Regions from separate parts of the Homo sapiens genome. Here region 2 is linked to region 1. Evidence: read pairs that join two places in POLR2A ChIA-PET (ENCODE). Cell type or tissue: Panc1. All regions are shown on one strand. Links, peaks and the distances in the headings refer to the core of each region. The heading gives the core; the rest is flanking DNA.

What was found. ChIA-PET counts read pairs that join two places held together with the same protein. Peaks named below come from ENCODE experiments on the same cell type or tissue, not always from the same donor. Only the 100,000 strongest peaks of a DNase experiment are listed, where the experiment ranks them.
Region 2: POLR2A ChIA-PET joins it to region 1 with 6 read pairs; 2 of 35 experiments call an interaction of 5 or more read pairs at or near these places.

The regions. Positions count from the first base shown.
Region 1 is chr17:42,482,220-42,487,219 of GRCh38, forward strand. ATP6V0A1 (ATPase H+ transporting V0 subunit a1) reads left to right here. Exons shown (of 22, transcript NM_001130021.3): 9 at 819-912; 10 at 4,936-5,000. Among named protein-coding and RNA genes, the nearest start is that of MIR548AT, 10 kb to the right of the region's middle. RefSeq lists a silencer at 2,422-2,481. In Panc1, for the core only: no CTCF peak of the experiment used is centred there; no DNase peak of the experiment used is centred there.
Region 2 is chr17:42,348,352-42,364,388 of GRCh38, forward strand. It overlaps STAT3 (signal transducer and activator of transcription 3), which reads right to left. Exons shown (of 24, transcript NM_139276.3): 2 at 38-188. The coding sequence starts at 165. Among named protein-coding and RNA genes, the nearest start is that of STAT3, 32 kb to the right of the region's middle. In Panc1, for the core only: no CTCF peak of the experiment used is centred there; no DNase peak of the experiment used is centred there; H3K27ac peaks cover 1,180 bases.

The sequences.
Region 1 (5,000 bases), core at 1-5,000:
CACTGCAGCCTTGACTTCCTGAGCTCAGTTGATTCTCCCACCGCAGCCCCATGAGTAACTGGGACTACAGGCATGTGCCACCATGCCCGACTAATTTTTGTATTTTTTGTGGAGATGAGGTTTCACCATGTTGCTCAGGCTGGTCTTAAACTCCTAGACTCAAGCAATCCACCTGCCTCAGCCTCCCAAAGTGCTGGGATTACAGGCGTGAGCCACTGCACCTGGTCTAGGGGCAGAATTTTTTCCATGCCATCTTACTCCGTTAATTTACAATATAATTTGCTTTACTTTTTTTTTTTAATCACAAAGGAATTTCATAGCTACAGAGAATGTCAAGATAGTTCGGATGCTATAATTGCTCCGTCTGCAGGTCATTTTACGTAAGTGTTGACTTAGGCTGGGCATGATGGCTCATGCCTGTAATCTCAGCACTTTGGGAGGCCGAGGTGGGTGGATCGCCTAAGGTCAGGAGTTCGAGATCAGCCTGGCCAACATGGTGAAACCCTGTCTCTAGTAAAAATACAAAAATTAGCCAGGTGTGGTGGCAGGCGCCTATAATCCCAGGTACTTGGAAGGCTGAGGCAGAAGAATCACTTGAACCCAGGGGCAGAGGTTGCAGTGAGCTGAGATCGTGCCACTTCACTCCAGCCTGGGTGACAGAGTGAAACTCTGTCTCAAAAAAAAAAAAAAAAAAAAAGTGTTGACTTAATACATCGGTCTGACCTAATCCTGTTTTGGTCCTTCTGGTACATTAGGATTACTTTCTGAGATTATTTAAATTAGATAAGTTAAGAAACTTCGATGTTCTTATATTCCAGGTTCCGAGCCTCACTCTATCCCTGTCCTGAGACACCACAGGAGAGGAAGGAAATGGCTTCTGGAGTGAATACCAGGATTGATGATCTCCAAATGGTATGCAGAAGGCTGGAGGGAATTTGTTTTTGTGAAATACTGGAATACGAGACCATTATCCTTCCTTGAAATGCTGATATTCTATAAGGTACCTGTAGCAAACCAGGATACCAAAAAAAGAAATGTACATGGGTAATATGTCCTTCTGGGAGCTGAGAAAGTATCAGGGAATGATGGTTAAAAATAGCATTAGCCATCCTCAAACGAGACAGGAATGTAAAGCATCTAGAATCGTTGTTGCCTAGCATATTCAATTCCTCTCCACCTCATGGGTCTGAGATTTTTTTTTTTTTTGAGACAGAGTCTCACTCTGTCACCCAGGCTGGAATGCCATGGCGCTGTCTCAGCTCACTGCAACCTCCGCCTCCTAGGCGCAAGTGATGCTCCTGCCTCAGCCTCCTGAGTAGCTGGGATTACAGGCATGTGCCACCATGCCCGACTAATTTTTGTATTTTTATTTATTTTTTTGAGATGGAGTCTTGCTCTTTTGCCCAGGGTGGAGTGCAGTGGTGTGATCTTGGCTCACTGCAACCTCTGCCTCACAGGTTCAAGCGATTCTCCTGCCTCATCCTCCCAAGTAGCTGGGATGACAAGCATGTGCCACTAAACCTGGCTAATTTTTGTATTTTTAGTAGAGACAGGGTTTCACCATGTTGGCCAGGCTGGTCTCAAACGCCTGACCTCAAGTGATCCTCCCACCTTGGCCTCCCAAAGTGCTGGGATTACAAGTGTGAATCACTGTGCCTGGCCTAATTTTTGTATTTTTAGTAGAGATGGGGTTTTACCATATTGGCCAGGCTGGTCTTGAACTCCTGACCTCAAGTGATCCACCTGCCTCAGCCTCCCAAGGTGCTGGGATTATAGGCGTGAGCCACTGCGCCCAGCCAAGTCTGAGATAGTTTTTTTTGTTTTTTGTTTTTTGTTTTGTTTGTTCGTTTGTTTGTTTTTGAGACGGAGTCTCTGTCACCCAGGCTGGAGTGCAGTGGCGCGATCTCGGCTCACTGCAAGCTCCACCTCCCGGGTTCACGCCATTCTCCTGCCTCAGCCTCTCGAGTAGCTGGGACTACAGGGGCCCGCCACACGCCCGGCTAATTTTTTGTATTTTTTAGTAGAGACAGGGTTTCACCGTGTTAGCCAGGATGATCTCGATCTCCTGACCGTGTGATCTGCCTGCCTCGGTCTCCCAAAGTACTGGGATTATAGGTGTGAGCCACCGCGCCCGGCTGATAGTTTTTATGATAATAATTTTTTAAAAGTATGCTTAGTTAAGACAAATATATATCAAACAATCTAAAAATACATGAGTAGTCAGTTCTGCCTTCTCCCACACACCCTCCTGAGGCAGCTGGTCCCAATAGCTCGGCATGCATCCTTGCGGTCACCTTTGATCTTAACCACACAGACTAGCCAAAAAGCTCTGGTGTGACTTTTGTACCCAAGAAGAGACTGTGTTGGAGTTTTGCCAAATTGCAGTAAGTGTGGTTTATGCACACCACGGTTATCACAGGGCTCTGAGGGAGGAGTTGTGAACTGTGTGTACATGGAAGGAAAGGCTGGTGAGTGGGGCTTTGTTCCCTTTGAAAGAATGAAAGTGATGATTGCCCCCTTAGAATATTAATAAACATACTTAATCCCAAAGGCAGTTCCTTTTGGCAGTGGCAGAATTGTCAGGAATTGTCAGGGGTATGTTGTAACTTCCATTTCTTTTTTCTTTTCTTTTCTTTTTTTTTTTTTTTGAGACAGAGTCTTGCTCTGTCTCTCAGGCTAGAGTGCAGTGGCGCGATCTCGGCTCACTGCAACCTCTGCCTCACAGATTCAAGCAATTCTCCTGCCTCAGCCTCCTGAGTAGCTGTGATTACAGATGCCTGCCACCATACCTGGCTAATTTTTGTATTTTTAGTAGAGATGGGGTTTTGCCATGTTGGCCAGGCTGGTCTTGAACTCCTGACCTCAGATGATCTGCCTGCCTCGGCCTCCCAAAGTCCTGGGATTACAGGTATGAGCCACCGTGCCCAGCCTGTAACTTCCATTTTAACTCTCAGTGACCTCCATCATATATGACCCACCAACCTGACCTATTGCTGGCTCCTTTGAGATACACTTAACCTGTTTAAGCAGAGAGAGAGAGTTTTAGAACTGCTGGTGAGTGATAGGCTATATTAGTATATTCTGGGTTCTAAGGCTGTCTTAATCTCCTTCCAGACCTATGGGTAGATTTAAAGAGCATATGTGGTAGTCATTATAACTGACCAGAATTTGATTTTTTAAAAATCTAGCTGTAGGAACTGAAAGTTTAAAAAGGGATTGAATACCAAGGAATGGGATGAGGAAAGAGAACGGCAAATAGAACATTGCTTGCTAGTTTCTTTAGCATCCTTCTAGAAGAAGGGTTTTTTGTGTTTTGTTTGTTTGTTTTGTTTTGTTTTGTTTTGTTTTGTTTTAAAGACAGATCTCACTCTGTCACCCAGGCTGGAATGCAGTGGCACAATCTTGGCTCACTGCAGCCTTGACCGACTAGGCTCAAACAATCTGTCTCAGCCTCCCAAGTAGCTGGGACTACAGGTGCCTGCTGCCATGCCCAGCTAATTATTTTTTGGTATGTTTTTGTAGAGATAGGGTCTCACTATGTTGCCCAAACTGGTCTGGAACTCTTGACCTCAAACAATCCTCCTGCCTTGGCCTCCCAAAGTGCTGGGATTACAGGAGTGAGTAATAGTAATTGTGAAATAGTCCACAACCAGAAGGAAAGAAAGTAGCTATCTTCAAGTGATGTGTTTCCTAGCATGACATGGCTTTGCTTTTAAAAACAAAGCAAAACAAAACAAAGGAAGTCACCTTCCTCTGCCCAAGACAATTTTTCAGGGAGTAGTTACTGCTTTGTTCTGAACTAACTTGAAGAATTGTCTATGATGGAGACTTGTGCTTTGGGTTGCTTGCCTAATTTCTTCCAGTTGGAAGCAACAGGCTTAGCCACACCTGCTATTAAAAACTTAAATATGGGCTGGACATGTTGGCTCATGCCTGTAATCCCAACACTTTGGGAGGCCGAGGTGGGTGGATCACGATGTCAGGAGTTCGAGACCAGCCTGACCAACATGGTGAAACCCCGTCTCTACTAAAAATATAAAAATTAGCCGTGCATGGTGGCGCGCGCCTGTAATCCCAGCTACTCAGGAGGCTGAGGCGGGAGAATCGTTTGAACCCGGGAGGTGGAGGTTGTGGTGAGCTGAGACCACGCCACTGCACTCCAGCCTGGGCCACAGAGCGAGACTCCATCTCAAAAAAAAAAAATTAAATATTTGGTATTAAGCCAGTGGAATGTAAAATGTTCCTGTACCTTCCTCCCACCTTAGTCTTGGCACTGTAATTCCTCTGAGGGAAATCTGTACTGATTTCAAAAGGATCAACACTGAACCATTTTTTCCTCTGATGAGAAGCCTGACATAAAGGTAACACCTTAGCTGCCCTCATGATGGCAGTGGTATGTGGCAGTCCAAGCCCCCTGTAAAGATCACAGGTGCTCCTGATCCCATGGCGTCTCCTGGCCCATGTTCCCAGTGTAGGCTGGTGGTGGTATTCAGCACTGCCTCTTTCCACCCTCTCCTGATGCTGGCCCATGTGCAAAGGATTCTGTGTGGATTTGTTAATTTGTCAGCTCCTGGGCTTGTGATGCCTACTGAGTTACATTCCCCACATAGAAAGTCGTTGCTCTTTAATAAGCCAAGTTAAAGGCAGTGACCTACATTTGTTGTGCCTTGGATTGGTGGTAAGATTGAACATATATAGAAAAGCTAAACTATTTTCTCAGGTTTCTTTTTAGGTTGAAGCTAAATAAAAGTGAATGTTAGTAACTAGAACTCTAATTTCTTGTAATTTGGAAAAAAGAAACCATTCTAGCCAGAGGAAGAAAAAGACAATTCCCTGGCAACTCTTTTCAGAAAGCTATGCCTCTTTGCCATTCATACCCTGAGATCTAAAACTGGTGTTAAAAGGATCCCTCGCTTGTTCCTTTTCTCCCCAAAGGTTCTGAATCAAACGGAGGATCACCGCCAGAGGGTTCTGCAGGCAGCTGCTAAGAACATCCGTGT
Region 2 (16,037 bases), core at 5,654-10,653, 130 kb before region 1:
ACCTAACAATTTGGAGAGTCACTTAAGAAGGACTTACCAATCTTGACTCTCAATCCAAGGGGCCAGAAACTGCCGCAGCTCCATTGGGAAGCTGTCACTGTAGAGCTGATGGAGCTGCTCCAGGTACCGTGTGTCAAGCTGCTGTAGCTGATTCCATTGGGCCATCCTGCTAAAATCAGGGGTCCCAACTGTAAACCAAAGTGTGCATATGTTCACCACAAGTCCCAGTAGGGGTAAACAATCTAGAAGTAGCCATTGCCCAACACAGGTGTCAGGTCTGTGACTAGGGATAAAGATGCTCTGGGGAGGACCCTGCTTCTTTCTCCCAGTTTATTTTATTTTTAAAAAATAGAGATGGGGTCTCTATTTTTTGCCTGTTGCCCAGGGTGGCCTTGAACTCCTGGACTCAAGTGATCCTCCCACCTTGGCCTCCCAAAGTGCTGAGATTACAGGCATAAGCCAACACACCCAGCCTGTTTCTCCCAGTTTAGAACAATACAAACACATTCACAATCCCCACCTTGGGATAATCACAGCTCCTTTTTATTATTTTTTGAAGACAGAGTCTTGCTCTGTGGCCCAGGCTAGAGTGCAATGGCATGATCATGGGCTCAAGAGATCCTCCCACCTCAGCCTCCCGAGGAGCTGGGACTATAGGCACACAACACCATGCCACACTCATTTTTTAAAAAATGTTTCGTGAGACAAACAAAACATGCCCAGGCTGGTCTTGAACTCCTGGGCTCAAGTCATCCTCCTGCCTCGGCTTCCCAAAGTGCTGGGATTACATATGTGAGCCACCCCATCTGGCCACACATCTCTTTTACACTGGGATGACAAGTGGCTATTATGCCAGGTTCTAGAATCCATTATCTACCAGAAGTGTGTGAAATTAAAAAATTACTTAACTCCCAGATTTCTATTCCCTTGTCTATAAAATAGAGATAATAATTCCCACTCCTCAGAGGTATTGAGATATTCCTACAGCATCCAGCTCAGTGCATGGCACATAACAGATGCCCAACAAATGTCGGTTCCTTTCTTTCTCCTCCACAGCCCTTTTAGTTATACACAGTAAACCTGTACTGTAGCCAAAATGTAGAAATTGGATGTTTGGGGTTGGGGGACAGAGCACTAATTCCAAGACTACAGGTTTAAAAGTATAAATGAGGATCCAGGAAGATCTGCCTGAGATTCTCCTACTCAACAAATAATAACTATTTTAAAAATTGCTTAGTCTGGGACAACAGAGAAGGAAAGAAAAATGCCAGGCATAAAAGTTGTCCCAGGTTCAGGAACATCCCAGTGAAATGCTCTGGTATGAGAAACCCAGCCAGCTAATTACCTGTAATCCTCTTTCTGAATAGCATGGGTCATGGAAATATCAATAGAGGCCAAGTTGTTTTAACAAGTTCTAAAATTAGGCCAGGCGCAGTGGCTTACGCCTGTAATCCCAGCACTTTGGGAGGCCAAGGCGGGCAGATCACCTGAGGTCGGGAGTTTGAGACCAGCCTGACCAACTTGGAGAAACCCTGTCTCTACTAAAAACACAAAATTAGCCAGGCGTGGTGGCACATGCCTGTAATTACAGCTACTCAAGAGGTTGAGGCAGGAGAATTGCTTGAACCTGGAAGGCAGAGGTTGAGGTGAGCTGAGATCGTGCCACTGCATTCCAGTCTGGCAACTAGAGCAAAACTCTGTCTCCAAAAAAAAAAAAAGAGAAGTTCTAAAAATAATTACAAGTCAGAGCCAAAGATGAAGGTATGTACAGACCAAGGTCCAATGAGATGGTTCTCTGGGATAGTGAGAACATTTAATGAGAGACTGAACACACGCAAACATACTAGAGTTCTTGATTCTCAGAGAAGGCACGAAGAAGCACCTAGTTAGCACTGGCTTTTTCATAAAAATGACTGAGCAAACTGGCAACAAAACCAGCAGGTCTTCTGTTCTCAAGGCAGCAAATGTAACGGAATGAAAGGTGCGATCGTGGAACCTCTAACTCCTGCAACCTCTAACTCCTGGGCTCAGGCAATCCTCCTACCTCAGCCTCCCAAGCAGCTGGGAGTACAGGCAGCATTGCTGCACCTGGCTAATTTTTTTAAAAAAATTTTTGTAGAGATAGGGTCTTCACTGTGTTGCCCAGGCTGGTCTCGAACTCCTGGGCTTAAGCAATCCTCCTGCCTCAACCTCCCAAAGTGCTGGGATTACAGGCGTAAGCTACCACGCCTGGCCTGGGATCAGGTTTTCTGACAGAACCTGAGAGGGCTGCACTTCTCCCTCCCTCTTTGGGGGACAGACTCAGAATACCCCTCTTGCTACTGTGAAGACGGCTGGTGGAGCTCTCAAGCATATATTCAGGGAAGTGCAGGTAGTACCTCCCAGCAGTCTTTACATTGAATAATTAATAATCTAAGGCAGCAGCATCCAACAGAAATAGAATACAGGCCACACATGCATTTTAAATTTTCTGGTAGCCATACTTAAAAAGTTAAAAGAGGCTGGGTGCAGTGGCTCACGCCTGTAATCCCAGAACTTTGGGAGGCCAAGGCAGGCGGATCATGAGGTCAGGAGATCGAGACCATCCTGGCCAATATGGTGAAACCCCGTCTCTACTAAAAATACAAAAATTAGCTGGGTGTGGTGGCACATGCCTTTAATCCCAGCTACTAGGGAGGCTGAGGCAGAAGAATCGCTTGAACCCAGGAGGAGGAGGTTGCAGTGAGCCGAGATCGTGCCACTGCACTCCAGCCTGATGACATAGCGAGACTCCATCTCAAAAAAAAAAAAAAAAAAGAAAAGAAAAGAAACAGGTGAAATTAATTTTAATGTATTTTATTTCATTTAATATATCCAAAATGTTATTGCAACATATGAACATACAAAACATATTATTATTTATTTATTTATTTTTTGGAGACAGGCACTCTGTCACCCAGGCTGGAGTGCAGTGGTTCAATCACAGCTCACTGTAGCCTCAACTTCCCAGCTCAAACGATCCTCCCACCTCAGCCTCTCAAGTAACTGGGACTACAGATGCGCACCACATCTGGCTGATTATTTTTGTAGAGACGGGGTCCTACTGTGTTGCCCAGGCTGGTCTCAAACTCCTAGACTCATGCATCTCAGCCTCCCAATGTGCCAAGAGTATAGGCTTGAGCCACCGTGTCCAGCCCACAAAAACTATTAATGAGATACTTTACACTCTTTTTTTTGCTACGAAGTTTTCTAAATCTCCTGTGTACTTTACATGTGCAGCACAGCTCCAAGGTATTTTCCCTCCTCATGTATCAAGGGCTTAAATTCCACTGGTGAAAAAGCTCAGTAAAGCAAATAGAGAGAATGTCAGAATAAGGTATTTGCCCCAATTAGGCCAATACGCTTCTATAAATTAACTAAATATTCCAACAATGTTATTTTGTTGTTATTGTTTTTGAGATGGAATCGCCTAGGCTGGAGTGCAGTGGTGCAATCTCACCTCACTGCAACTTCAGTCTCCCGGGTTCAAGCGATTTTCCTGCCTCAGCCTCCCAAGTAGCTGGGATTATAGGCACGCACCACCATGCCCAGCTAATTTTTTTTTTTGTATTTTTTAGTAGACAGGGTTTTACCATGTTGCCTAGGCTGGTCTTGAACTCTTATCAGTTCAAGACCAGTCTGGCCAACACAGTGAGATCCTGCTTATAATTAATTAATTTAAAAATGTAGGCTGGGCACGGTGGCTCACACCTGTAATCCCAGAACTTTGGGAGGCCGAGGCGGGTGGATCACGAGGTCAGGAGTTCGAGACCAGCCTGGCCAACATAGTGAAACCCCGTCTCTACTAAAAATACAAAAATTAGCCGAGCATGGTGGTGGCCGTCTGTAATCCCAGCTACTCAGGAGGCTGAGGCAGGAGAATCACTTGAACCCGGGAGGTGGAGGTTGTAGTGAGCCGAGATCGCACCACTGCACTCCAGCCTGGGCAATACAGCAAGACTCCCTCTCAAAAAAAAGCAATGTTACTTGCCACCTTCCACCCTAAGATTCACCTGCCACAGGACAAATGCTGCCTGGGCAGTGGTACAGGTACACTAAGCACTAGCCAGAGTAAAAGCAGTGGCTGACGTGCATACTATATGCTGAAGCATTGTAACCATGGCATGTATTGATTGCCCTCTGTAAGAAATCAAAGGCCATTAGATCTCTCTTACAATATTTGCATTAGGGCCAAGTTAAAATCTGCCTCACATGGAGGTTGCAGTGAGCCAAGATTGTGCATCTACACTCCAGCCTGGGTGACCAAGTGAGACTCTGTCTCAAAAAAAAAAAAAAAAAAATCTGCCTCATAGACTAAAAGCATCATGACCTGACTTATGCTATGCAAGAACTGATGTGCATACAAAGAAATCTGCATAATATGCCAATTTATGTAGATTCTATTGCATACAAATTTACTGAAACTCTAAACCTACACAGTCCAGTATGGAGTCACTAGCCACATGTGGCTACTGAGCACTTGAAATGTGGCTGCTTCAAACTGAACTATGCTGTCAATATAAAATACACACTGGATTTTGAGGACTTAGTGAAAAACAAAAGAATGTAAAGTATCTTGTTCATGTTGAAATGATAATATTTTAGATATATTGGGTTAAATAAAATATATTATTAAAATTAACTTCACCCATTTCTTTTTACTTCTTTTAATATGGCTACTAGAAAACTTAACATTGGTAGGGCATGGTGGCTCATGCCTGTAATCCCAGCACTTAGGGAGGCCAAAGCATGTGGATCACCCGAGGTCAGGAGTTTGAGACCAGACTGGCCAACATGGCAAAGCTCCATCTCTACTAAAAATACAAAAATTAGCTGGGTATGGTGGCACATGCCTGTAGTCCCAGCTACTCGGGAGGCTGAGGCAGGAGAATTGCTTGAACCCGGGAGGCGGAGGTTGCAGTGGGCCGAGATCGTGCCACTGCACTCCAGCCTGGGCAACAGAGTGAGACTGCATATCAAAAAAAAAAAAAAGAAAGAAAGAAAGAAAGAAGAGAAAAGAAAAGAAAAGAAAAAGAAACTAAAAGAAAACTTAACATTACATATGTGACTTGGATCTTATTTTTATTGAACACTGCTACTCTAGACAATGTAGCCAAAAAGCGGTGGTTCTCCTAAAAAAAAATGATTTAAAAAAAGAACCAACTGCTTTTTGTAATAAACTCCAGTGTTTAAAATTAATTTTAAAAACAGACTTTATTTTTTGAGACAGGGTCTCTCTCTGTCACCCAGGCTGGAGTGCAGTGGCAAATATAGATCACTGTAACCTCCAACTCCTGGGCTCAAGCAATCCTCCTAACTCAGGGACCTGAGTAGCTGGGACTAGGGGCACAAGCCACAATGTTCAGCTAATTTTTTGTAGTTTTTGTAGAGACAAGGTCTCATTTTGTTGCCCAGACTGATCTTGAACTCCTGGCCTCAAGCGATCCTCCCACCTCAGCCTCCCAAAGTGCTGGGACTGCAGGCATGAGGCATCATGCCCAGCCAAAAATAGACTATTTAATTATTTGTCTTGGATACAAATGCAGAGGCATCACAGTCTACTCCCTGAAGGTCCAAATTAAATCATGAAACAGCATCCCACTATACCTGCTCCATCATAGATTAACACTGGGGTCATGCATGAATATTTGCATTTTCAAACTAACATATCCTAAAAACGTGTAAGTTATTGAAAATTATCTAATTCATTTCCAGTACATAACTAAGGATTTTTTGGTTGTTGCTGTTCTTATTTTTAGCTGGGGACAGAGGAGGGCTAGTAAGTAGTACAATAATTGTGTTCTTTTTTTTTTTTTTTTTTTTGAGATGAAATACTGTCACCCGGGCTGGTGTGCAGTGGGGCGATCTTGGCTCACTGCAGCCTCCACCTCCCAGGTTCAAGCGATTCTCCTGCCTCAGCCTCCCGAGTAGCTGGGACTACAGGCATGCCCCACCACGCCCGGCTAATTTTTGTATTTTTAGTAGAGACGGGGTTTCACTATGTTGGCCAGGCTGGTCTCAAACTCCTGACCTCGTGATCCGCCCGCCTCGGCCTCCCAAACTGCTGGGAGTACAAGCGCAAGTCATGGCACCCGGCCTGTGTTATTTCTTAAAACAGAAACCAGCTAGTAGTTTTTTCCATAAAATTAAAGCACCAGGCTGGGCACAGTGGCTAACACCTATAATCCCAGCACTTTGGGAGGCTGAGGTGGGCGGATCACAAGGTCAGGAGTTTGAGACCAGCCTAGCCAATATAGTGAAACCCTGTCTCTACTAAAAATTCAAAAATTAGCCAGGCGTGGTGGTGGGCGCCTGTAGTCTCAGCTACTTGGGAGGCTGAGGCAGGAGAATCGCTTGAACCTGGGAGGCAGAGGTTGCAGTGAGCCAAGATCGTGCCATTGCACTCCAGCCTGGGCAACAGAGTGAGACTCTGTCTCAAAAAAAAAAAAAAGAAGGCACCAGGGCACCAACAATGACTGATTTCATGTTTTACTTCTTAGTCTAATCACCATAGGTAATACTTTAATAGTTATTCTACAGGGGAAAATAAAAGTATAACTTAAAGCCAAAGACCAGGTAGTATTTTCAAGGAGAGAATATGCAAATACTTCCATAGTCTTCTCCTTACAGGCTGCTTAGCTACAAACCATATTTAATTAACAGCAGTCACAGGAGATGACTAGCCAAAGTGTCTAGGAAAATCACTGCCAAGCAGCTTTACTGTAACTGTTTTACTGGAAAAGACCTCAAAGAGCCCATGTTATTTCACAATTTCAATTTTGGTTTTTCAAATTACAAGTTAATCTAAAGAACTCCACTAAGTTCTAACTACATTACTTCATATCTACGGAATAATTCTAAGCCTGTGGGTTTTTAAAAAAATTTTATTAGACATTCTAGAATTGGGCAACACTTCATTCAATGCCATAGGATGAATGTTCTCCCCAAGCCTGTGACTTAATAACTACTTCATTGAGCCCCAGAACACACAAAGTTATCTGAGGAACAACTTGAGTGCCAACTACCACTCTGGGTGCATAAGAGAGAAGACAATTCATTACTCCATATAGGCTGCCTTAGGACATTATATGGGGCTCAATTCAAAGCATTTACTCAGGTTAAGTCAGCAGATAGTAGATGCACTGTACAAAGGCAAGGTGGGTGTAATCCTGTTTTCTATAACTGAAGAGAAAAGAAAAAAATGAAACAGCAAGTCATCAAAGACTTTTTGGACTTTTCAAAACAGGAATTTCTCAGTCCCTTGGGGATAACCTACCAACAGCAAGTCATAAAACAAATAACTATTGTCTAATTGGGAACTTATTACCGTAAAGATGACTGAAAAAGTCTGTCCAAAGTTACAGTTCTCATTTATATACTTGAATCTAATGAAACCAAAAGATATATTGAGAAACGCAGTCAAGACCACTTACAAAAGGGATTTACTACACAGCTTCATAAAACTTTTTAAAGTTAAGACTTGTACTTCACATCCATGCACTAGTGGATTTACAACGAGGGTGAGGGAAGGCGGAAAGAGAGACGAAAATCAGGCTCATACAATAATCCAGAACAGAAAGTGATCTAAAGATAACTTCTGTTCCACTTTGCAATGTGTCATGACATTTTCCTTTGGGTACCACCTATACTTTTATTATAAATACATGCATTTTAAATAGAGCATACCTGTGTTTTATCTGCTGCCTACACTAACCTCTTCTTTGCTGTCAGGAAAGGCCCAGTGATCAAGGCAACCAAAGTATAAAGAAACACAGAAGATTTCTTGCACTGAATTCTATAGGAACCAGTCCTTTTAAGAGATATGTTTGAAAGATTATAAAATAATGTTCAATGTGGAAAATTTAGAAAAATATAAAAAAGAAAATAAAAGATAAAAACATCCATATCCCACCATCCCACTATGCAGAACAAAAACTGACATGTTGCCAGGTGTGGTGGTCTGTGACCCCAGCACTTTGGGAGGCTGAGGGGGGAGGATCACTTGAGGCCAGGAAGTCAAGGCTGCAGTGAGCTGTGATTGCACCACTGTACTCCAGCTTGGGTGACACAGCGAGACCCTGTCTCCGAAAAAATAAAAATTGACATGTTGATGTAATTCCTTTAAATCTATTTCAGAATGTGTTTGTGTGTGTGTATATATATATATATATTTTTTTTTTTTTACATTGGAGTCATAGCATTAATACAGCTGCATATTCTTTTAAAGTTTATTGTGTAGTAAACATTTTTCTATGAAAAGAGTATTGTGTTTGTTTGTTTGTTTGTTCAAATAGAGACCAGCTGCCCAAGCTGGTCTCAAACTCCTGGTCTCAAGCGACCCTCCTGTTTTGGCCTCCCAAAGTGCTGGGATTACAGGCGTGAGCCACAGTACCTGGCCTGAAAAGAGATGTTTTGTTATTGTTGTTGTTGTTGTTTGAGACAGAATCTCACTCTGTTGCCCAGGCTAGAGTGCAGTGGCACCATCTCAGCTCACTGCAACCTCCATCTCCTGAGTTCAAGTGATTCTCATGCCTCAGCCTCTGGAGTAGCTGGGATTACAGGCATGCGCCATCATACCCGGCTAATTTTTGTATTTTTAGTAGAGACGGCGCTTCACCATGTTGGCCAGGCTTGTCTTAAACTCCTGACCTGAGGTGATCTGCCTGCCTCAGCCTCCCAGGGTGCTGGGATTACAGGTGTGAGCCACTGCGCCTGGCCTGAAAAGAAATTTTTATTTAAAGCGCATAAAAGAACTATTTTGTTTCTATTGGTGTTTTCAATACAACCCTGCTAATCCCACTGAGGGCCACATAATTTATTAAGATTTGGAAACCCCAATTTATTTGTTCTCACCATACCACGTTCTAAAAATAATCTGAAGTATCTGCAAGTAGATTAGGAAGGAAAAAAATGAGAAAAGTAAGAGAAAGCAATTCACGCTAGAGAAAAACATTCAATCTTCATAAAATTTTCACCACAGGATAAACAGCATAATGGATGACAGAGAGTCCACATTAAAATACTGTAGGCCAGGTGTGGTGGCTCATGCTTGTAATCCTTGGGAGGCTGAGGAGGGTAGGTCACCTGAGGTCAGGAGTTCGAGACCAGCCAGGCTAACATGGCAAAAGCCTGTCTCTACTAAAAATACAAAAATTAGCCAGGCATGGTGAAATACACCTGTAATCCCAGCCACTTGGGAGGCTGAGGCAGGAGAATCACTTGAACCCGCGAGGCAGAGGTTGCAGTGAACCAAGATGGTGCCACTACACTCCAGCCTGGGCGACAAGAGCGAAACTCCATCTCAAAAAATAAATTAAATAAATAAATAAATAAATACTGTAGCTTTAAACTATTAGAGTCATTCATAATTTAACCATTCATAATTACTCTAGACATTAAGAATGGAATTTCAAGTTTAAAACATAACTCAAAATAAGTACACTTATATAGTAAGCACACAATTTCATAGTTTTAAGTCCAAATAGTACCTTTGTAAGATTTAAGACTAGATACTTGCAATAAGAAGTCTATATATAAATCTAGTTTTGATTTCCTAAAGAGACAAAATATTAACACTTGAGTGCCCAATCTGAAACAAATTACTATAATTACTGTAATGTTCAATTACATATAACAGGATTTGCTTTAAAATTAAAAACCAATGACGATCAAGCTTGTAAAAATGAACATCAATCTATAAGAAAACTTGAGTTATAGTTCCCTACTAATATGACAAAATTTGAATATATGAAAGAAGTAAAGGCCAGGCATGGTGGCTCATGCCTATAATTCTAGCACTTTGAGAGGCCAAGGTGGAAGAGGGATTGCTTGAGCTCAGGAGTTCAAGACCAGCCTGGGCAACACCGTGAGACCTTGCCTCTACAAAAAAATTTTTTTAAAATTAGCCTAGCATGGTGGCCCATGCTTGTAGTCCCATGGAGGCTGAGGCAGGAGGATCACTTGAGCAGATTGAGACTGCAGTGAGCTGTGATCATACCACTGCGCTCCAGCCTGGGTGACAGAGCTAGACCCCATCTCTAAAGAAGGAGCAAGAGCTTAACAAACCTAATTCCCTCTAAATTAAAAGTAACAAACATGATTTGTCAATTACTGAGTGCACAGTTGATTGTTAAAGCTGCCTAAGAACAGGTCTGAGCTCTACAAAAACTAAAACTAAAACAAGAAAACCCACAAAACAGACCAAATTTGTGCATCAGATGACCTCCCCACTTGGGAACACTTCCACTTCCCCAACCAGACACATTCCTCTGTATCAGTGTGGTGTGGGGGAAAGGACAGTAGAGACGGGAGCTGGATGGGCCTGGGTGCAAAACCCTGCCTGACATTTATTAGCTATTTGTCTTTGGGAATGGTATTTCACTACCAAATGGGCTTTCTCTTCAGTAAAACAGGGAACTCTCTCTCCTTTGAAGAACTGTTGTAAAGTTAAAATCAATAATGGTTGTACAGCATCCCTCTGTGCTGGTGCTGCTGGTGCCAGATCCTCAGAGCTGCAGTTATTGTTCCTTTCCCCCAGGGTCTCCCTTTCATGGACATTTCTTACTTTTTTTTTTTTTTTTTTTGAGATGTAGTCTCACTCTGTTGCCCAGGCTGGAATGCGGTGGGCACAATCTCAGCTCACTGCAAGCTCTGCCTCCTGGGTTCACACCATTCTCTTGCCTCAGCCTCCCGAGTAGCTGGGACTCCAGGCGCCCGCCACCACACCCGGCTAATTTTTTGTATTTTTAGTAAAGAGGGGGTTTCATCGTGTTAGCCAGGATGATCTCAATCACCTGACCTCGTGATCTGCCCACCTCGGCCTCCCAAAGTGCTGGGATTACAGGCGTAAAGCCACCGCACCCAGCCAGATATTTCTTATCTTAAACCCATTTCCTTAGTGTCCTGGAAAGCAGGTTAATCCATCAGATTCACTAGGGGTTAAGTGTGATAATCACTAATCAGCTTTCCCTGCTAAGTAAAATACATGCATTTCAATGCACACTCTTATCATATCGGGAGGGAAGGAGTCAGTGATGCTGTGATTTGGCATGTTAATTTAAGGAGAGAAGGGAGGTCAGGAGAGCTGGGTGGTGACCTGATCAAATATCTCCATACGTATTTCACCTAGGATGGCTCTAGGTCCTAAAAAGAGTAAAAGGTGAAAACACTAAGTGATATTCAAAACAAAAGAAAAAGATGAAAAATAAGAACCTTGGTTAAAGAGCAGTCGAAATAAGTAATGATTATAGCTATGATTTATATAGCACTTTTTACAAGAAGCCAGGCGCTGTTTTAAACACTTGACATACTTATTTGCTCATTTCATAATTGTAACAACCCTATCAGATAGGTACTATTTTTATCCCACTTTACAGAGGAGAAACTGAGGCACAGAATTTTAAGTGATTTGGCCGGGTGCGGTGGCTCACGCCTGTAATCCCAACACTTTGAGAGGCTGAGGCGGGTGGATCACGAGGACAGGAGATCGAGACCATCCTGGCTAACACGGTGAAACCCCGTCTCTACTAAAAATACAAAAAATTAGCCAGGTGTAGTGGCGGGCACCTGCAGTCCCAGCTACTTGGGAGGCTGAGGCAGGAGAATGGTGTGAACCTGGGAGGCAGAGCTTGCAGTGAGCCGAGATCGCGCCACTGCACTCCAGCCTGGGCGGCAGAGCAAGACTCCGTCTCAAAAAAAAAAAAAAAAAAAAAAGATTTTTAAGTGATTTATCCAAAGTCACAACACAGGTAGTAAAGGCATGGAGCTGGAATCATAACGCACAGTCTGTTTTCGGAATGTCTGTTCTTCACCACTATAGGAGTCTTGTTTTTTCTTTTTTTTAAATTAGAGATGGCGTCTGGCCATCTTGCCCAGGCTGGTCTCGAACTCCTAGGCTCAAGCGATCCTCCAGCCTCAGCCTCCAAAAGTGCTGGGATTACAGATGTGACCCACCGTACCCAGCTACTACAGGAGTATTAGAAAGTGGGAATTTTGGCCAGGCTCAGTGGCTCACGCCTGTAATCCCAGCACTTTGGGAGGCTGAGGCAGGTGGATCACCTGAGGTCGGGAGTTCGAGACCAGCCTGACCAACATGGAAAAACCTCATCTCTACTAAAAATACAGAATTAGCTGGCCATGGTGGCACATGCCTGTAATCCCAGCTACTCAGGAGGCTAAGGCAGGGGAATTGCTTGAACCTGGGAGGCAGAGGTGGCAGTGAGCCAAGATTGTGTCATTGCATTCCAGCCTAGGCAACAAGAGCAAAACTCCATCTCAAAAAAAAAAAAAGAATTTTAGTTGATTTTTAAGTAACCCACAAACCAACCATTGTAACTAGCCAATGTGATCTTATGGTATTTTAATAGACATACTAGTACTTGGATTTTGAAGGATCTAGTAGTCTAGCTGTAACAGACCCACATCTGGATGCTATTCTAATTCTGTGTATCAAAATTGAAATGGAACACTAAAACAACCAAACACATCCAGGGAGGGACAACCAGGGTGTGAGGAGTTGAAGACCTTGAATATTTTGCTCAGCAAGAAGATGCAGGCAACAGGAGTGAGGTTAGGAGAGAAAAACATGAATTACAGAAGAGTGGCCCCTCAAATACCTGGAAATCTGTACGAGAAAGGATAAATCACTCTAGGACTAGAACCTGTCTCCTCACAACATCTTCTCCCAAATTCTTCCCCATGAAGTAATACAGAGGTCTCCACCCTGGCTGACACTAAAAAATATATACAGCAAGAAAGATGCCTGGGAACCAAACCAGTGCCAAATTGGAACCTCTGACAGTGGGACCAGGTTTCAAATTTCGAAAGCTACGGCTGGGCACGGTGGCTCACACCTGTAATCCCAGCACTCTGGGGGGCCTAGGTGGGTGGATCAGCTGACGTCAGGAGTTCAAAACCAGCCTGACCAACACTGTGAAAGCCCACCTCTACTAAAAAATACAAAAACATTAGCAGGCATGGTGGTGGATGCCTGTAATTTCAGCTACTTGGGAGGCTGAGGCAGGAGAATCTCTTGAACCCGGGAGGCGGAGGTTGCAGTGAGCTGAGATCACGCCATTGCACTCCAGCCTGGGCAACAAGAGCAAAACTCTGTCAAAAAAAAAAAAAAATTCCTCAGATGATGCTAAAGTGAGGCCAAAGAATAATAATAAATTTTTTCGTGATCATTAATAAATATAACGAGAACCTCGAAATCAGAGCAGAGATCAGGGCTCAACTCTGAATACGCCTCAGAATCTCCTGAGGAGCTCTACAAAGCCAGGTGCCAGTTCTTAGCCCAGAACTAGCAAATAATAATCTCCAGGGTTCTAATGAAGCAGTACACTGTAGAGACTGTACAAGGAGACCACGGCAGAAGAGGAGGCTGGAGAAGGCTCTCCTGTCAAGATATCTGCACTTTCTTCCAAGGGCAATGGGGTAAGTCTTTGAAAAGCTTTAAACAGACAAGTGATAGTTTGATTTACATTTCAAAAAGATCCCTCAGGCTGCAATAATCCTGGTGGGAGGTCGTGGCTGCCCAATTTAGGTAGCAGCATTGTAAGTGTTTTGAGGCAGACATCCATCTTCTGTGACATTACAGAGCTACATGTGATGGGACTTGGTGACTGACTGAAGGGCAAAGGTGACTCAGAGAAAGGGAGGAGTAAGTGACAACCTCCCAGGTTCCTGTGGCATTTGGTATTCAGATGGCGGTCACATGCTCAGCATGGTAAATGTCATGGCAGGAGTGCCAACATTGAGAGGGCAATTGGGCCACACAGTCTCTAAAAACTGTTTGTTCTATAAATTACTGTCAAGCTCGATTCCCTCAAGACATTACAGCCACAGCAACTCAAAATAATACTGTAGGAAAAGCAAGTAGATATTTAACCAAAAAGGGTTCAGGGTTTGTACTCCAGCTGAATGGTAAAACCTGCCATCCCCTCAGGAAAAGAGGCAGAGGCAAGAGAAAAATCAGGCAGAAACATCAGAGCCAAAATGCATAGGGGGCCATGGCAAGAGCTGTTAACTGTCTCCCAACATCTGTGTGCTTGCCTCCAGGCCATTTTCCACACTGTGGGTAGAGAGACCTTTTCAAGACACAAACTTGATCTTGCCACACCCCTACTTAAAACCCTCCTGATGACTGCTCTGTTCTTAGGCTAAAAAACAAGATTTGTTATCTTAAGGCAGAATAGCATGGATTTGAATCCTGGTTCCACCACTTCGATCACTTAGCGTGTAGCTGGTGCCAGTTATTTATCCTCTTTGTGCCTTAATTTCCTCATCTATAGAAAGGGGAGAGAACAGTGCTTACCTCACAGGGTTGCTGTACAAATTCATCGAGCTAATGAACACGTAGCACTCAGGAGCCCAATAGCGTGCAGCATGTAAGTGTTTGTACTCATTACTAGCATGACCGACATCCTGGCTGGCTCTGCCCCTCTCGTATGGCTGGTACCAGCTGGTGGCTAAGTTCCTGGCACTCACTCTGCTCCTTCTTCAGGTCCTCAAAAACACCAGGCTCCTGCCTGCCACTGGCCCTCACACATGCCTTCCTTCTATCACCATCACCATGACTTGCACCCAAGTACTGTGACTCCATTAACTTGGACTCATAACCACTATGCTGGACTGAAAGCCCCATGAAGACAAGAAGAGTCTTGGCTTTTGCTCACTAGCGTGTCCTACCCTGAACCCTGGCATCCAGCATAGTGTCTGGCTCATAATAGGTGCTGAAAAAATAGGTATTGAATGAATGAACGACTGGAGTGAATTACAACTAAAGTGTGTAGCCAGGTTCTCCCAAGTGAGGACACTGCGCCCAATTAGAAAATATTCTGAGGAATAGGCCAACTCTTCCAGTTTTGCTGTTTGAAAAATTCAAGAATGATCAAGAATCACTGATTCAAGAATAATCCTTCAGTGATTCTTCAATAAGAGTAAAATCACAGCACTCCCCAGCTCAAAAACACACACTAACATCTCATTGTCCAATGCAAAATCTTTACCCTTATCTCAGGCTCTGTAACTACTCAGCCAACTTTAGCCCCTTCCAGTTCCTCTCTCCAGCCTACAGATGACTTTCATTTTTTGAGACAGGGTCTTGCTCTGTTACCCAGGCTGGAGTGCAATAATACGATCACAGCTCACTGCAGCCTCAACCTCCTGGGCTCAAGCAACCCTCCCACCTCAGCCTCCTGAGTAACTGGGATTACAGGCACATGCCACCATGTCTGGATAATTTTCTTTTTTTTTTTTTTTTGGTAGAGACTCAGTCTCACCATGTTGCCCAGGATGGTCTCGAACTCCTGGGCTCAAGTTGTCCTCCTACCTCGGCCTCCCAAAGTGCTGCGATTATAGGCATGAGCCATGGCACCCAGCCTCCAGGTGACTTTCATAAGTGTTGTCTTCCTTCAAGTCAACTTATCTCCTCCTTGCCCCCCACCCACAGACTTTGTTCCTTTTTCATATTTGTTCTTGCCTAAAATGCTTTTTTCTCTGGGTGGCGTTATCCATCCCTTTCTTGTGTCTGTCAGACAGGCTCTCCCTAACCCCACCCCTAGTCCAATGACTGCTTTCACTCTGAATCCCCACGGTACATATATAAGCATCTGAGGCTCTTTCCTATTGGCTTTGATTCTACCTCCTTCACTTGAGGAGCAGCTCTCTGCTGGCAACCACGTACCATCCTGATTTAGAACTTCCCACAGGCTAACTTAAGACACCAAATAAACACTTGCACACACACATAACCACCACCTCCCATTACAGAAGTACACCTCCCCTACTGAACAGATGATGGCCACGATACTGAAAAGCATGGCATCAACATGACAACTGCATCCTGAAAGATCAGCCTATATATAGGTTTGGTTATCTTGAATTTCGAGTTTGGAGAGAAGCAAAGTATTTTTCTAATAAACTGTGAATGCTGAGGAATTCACCTTCATAGGAGTCAGAAACAGGCTGCCAAACTTTTCAAAAGAAAAACAGTGGTAGGTTGAGCAAGCACATTGTCA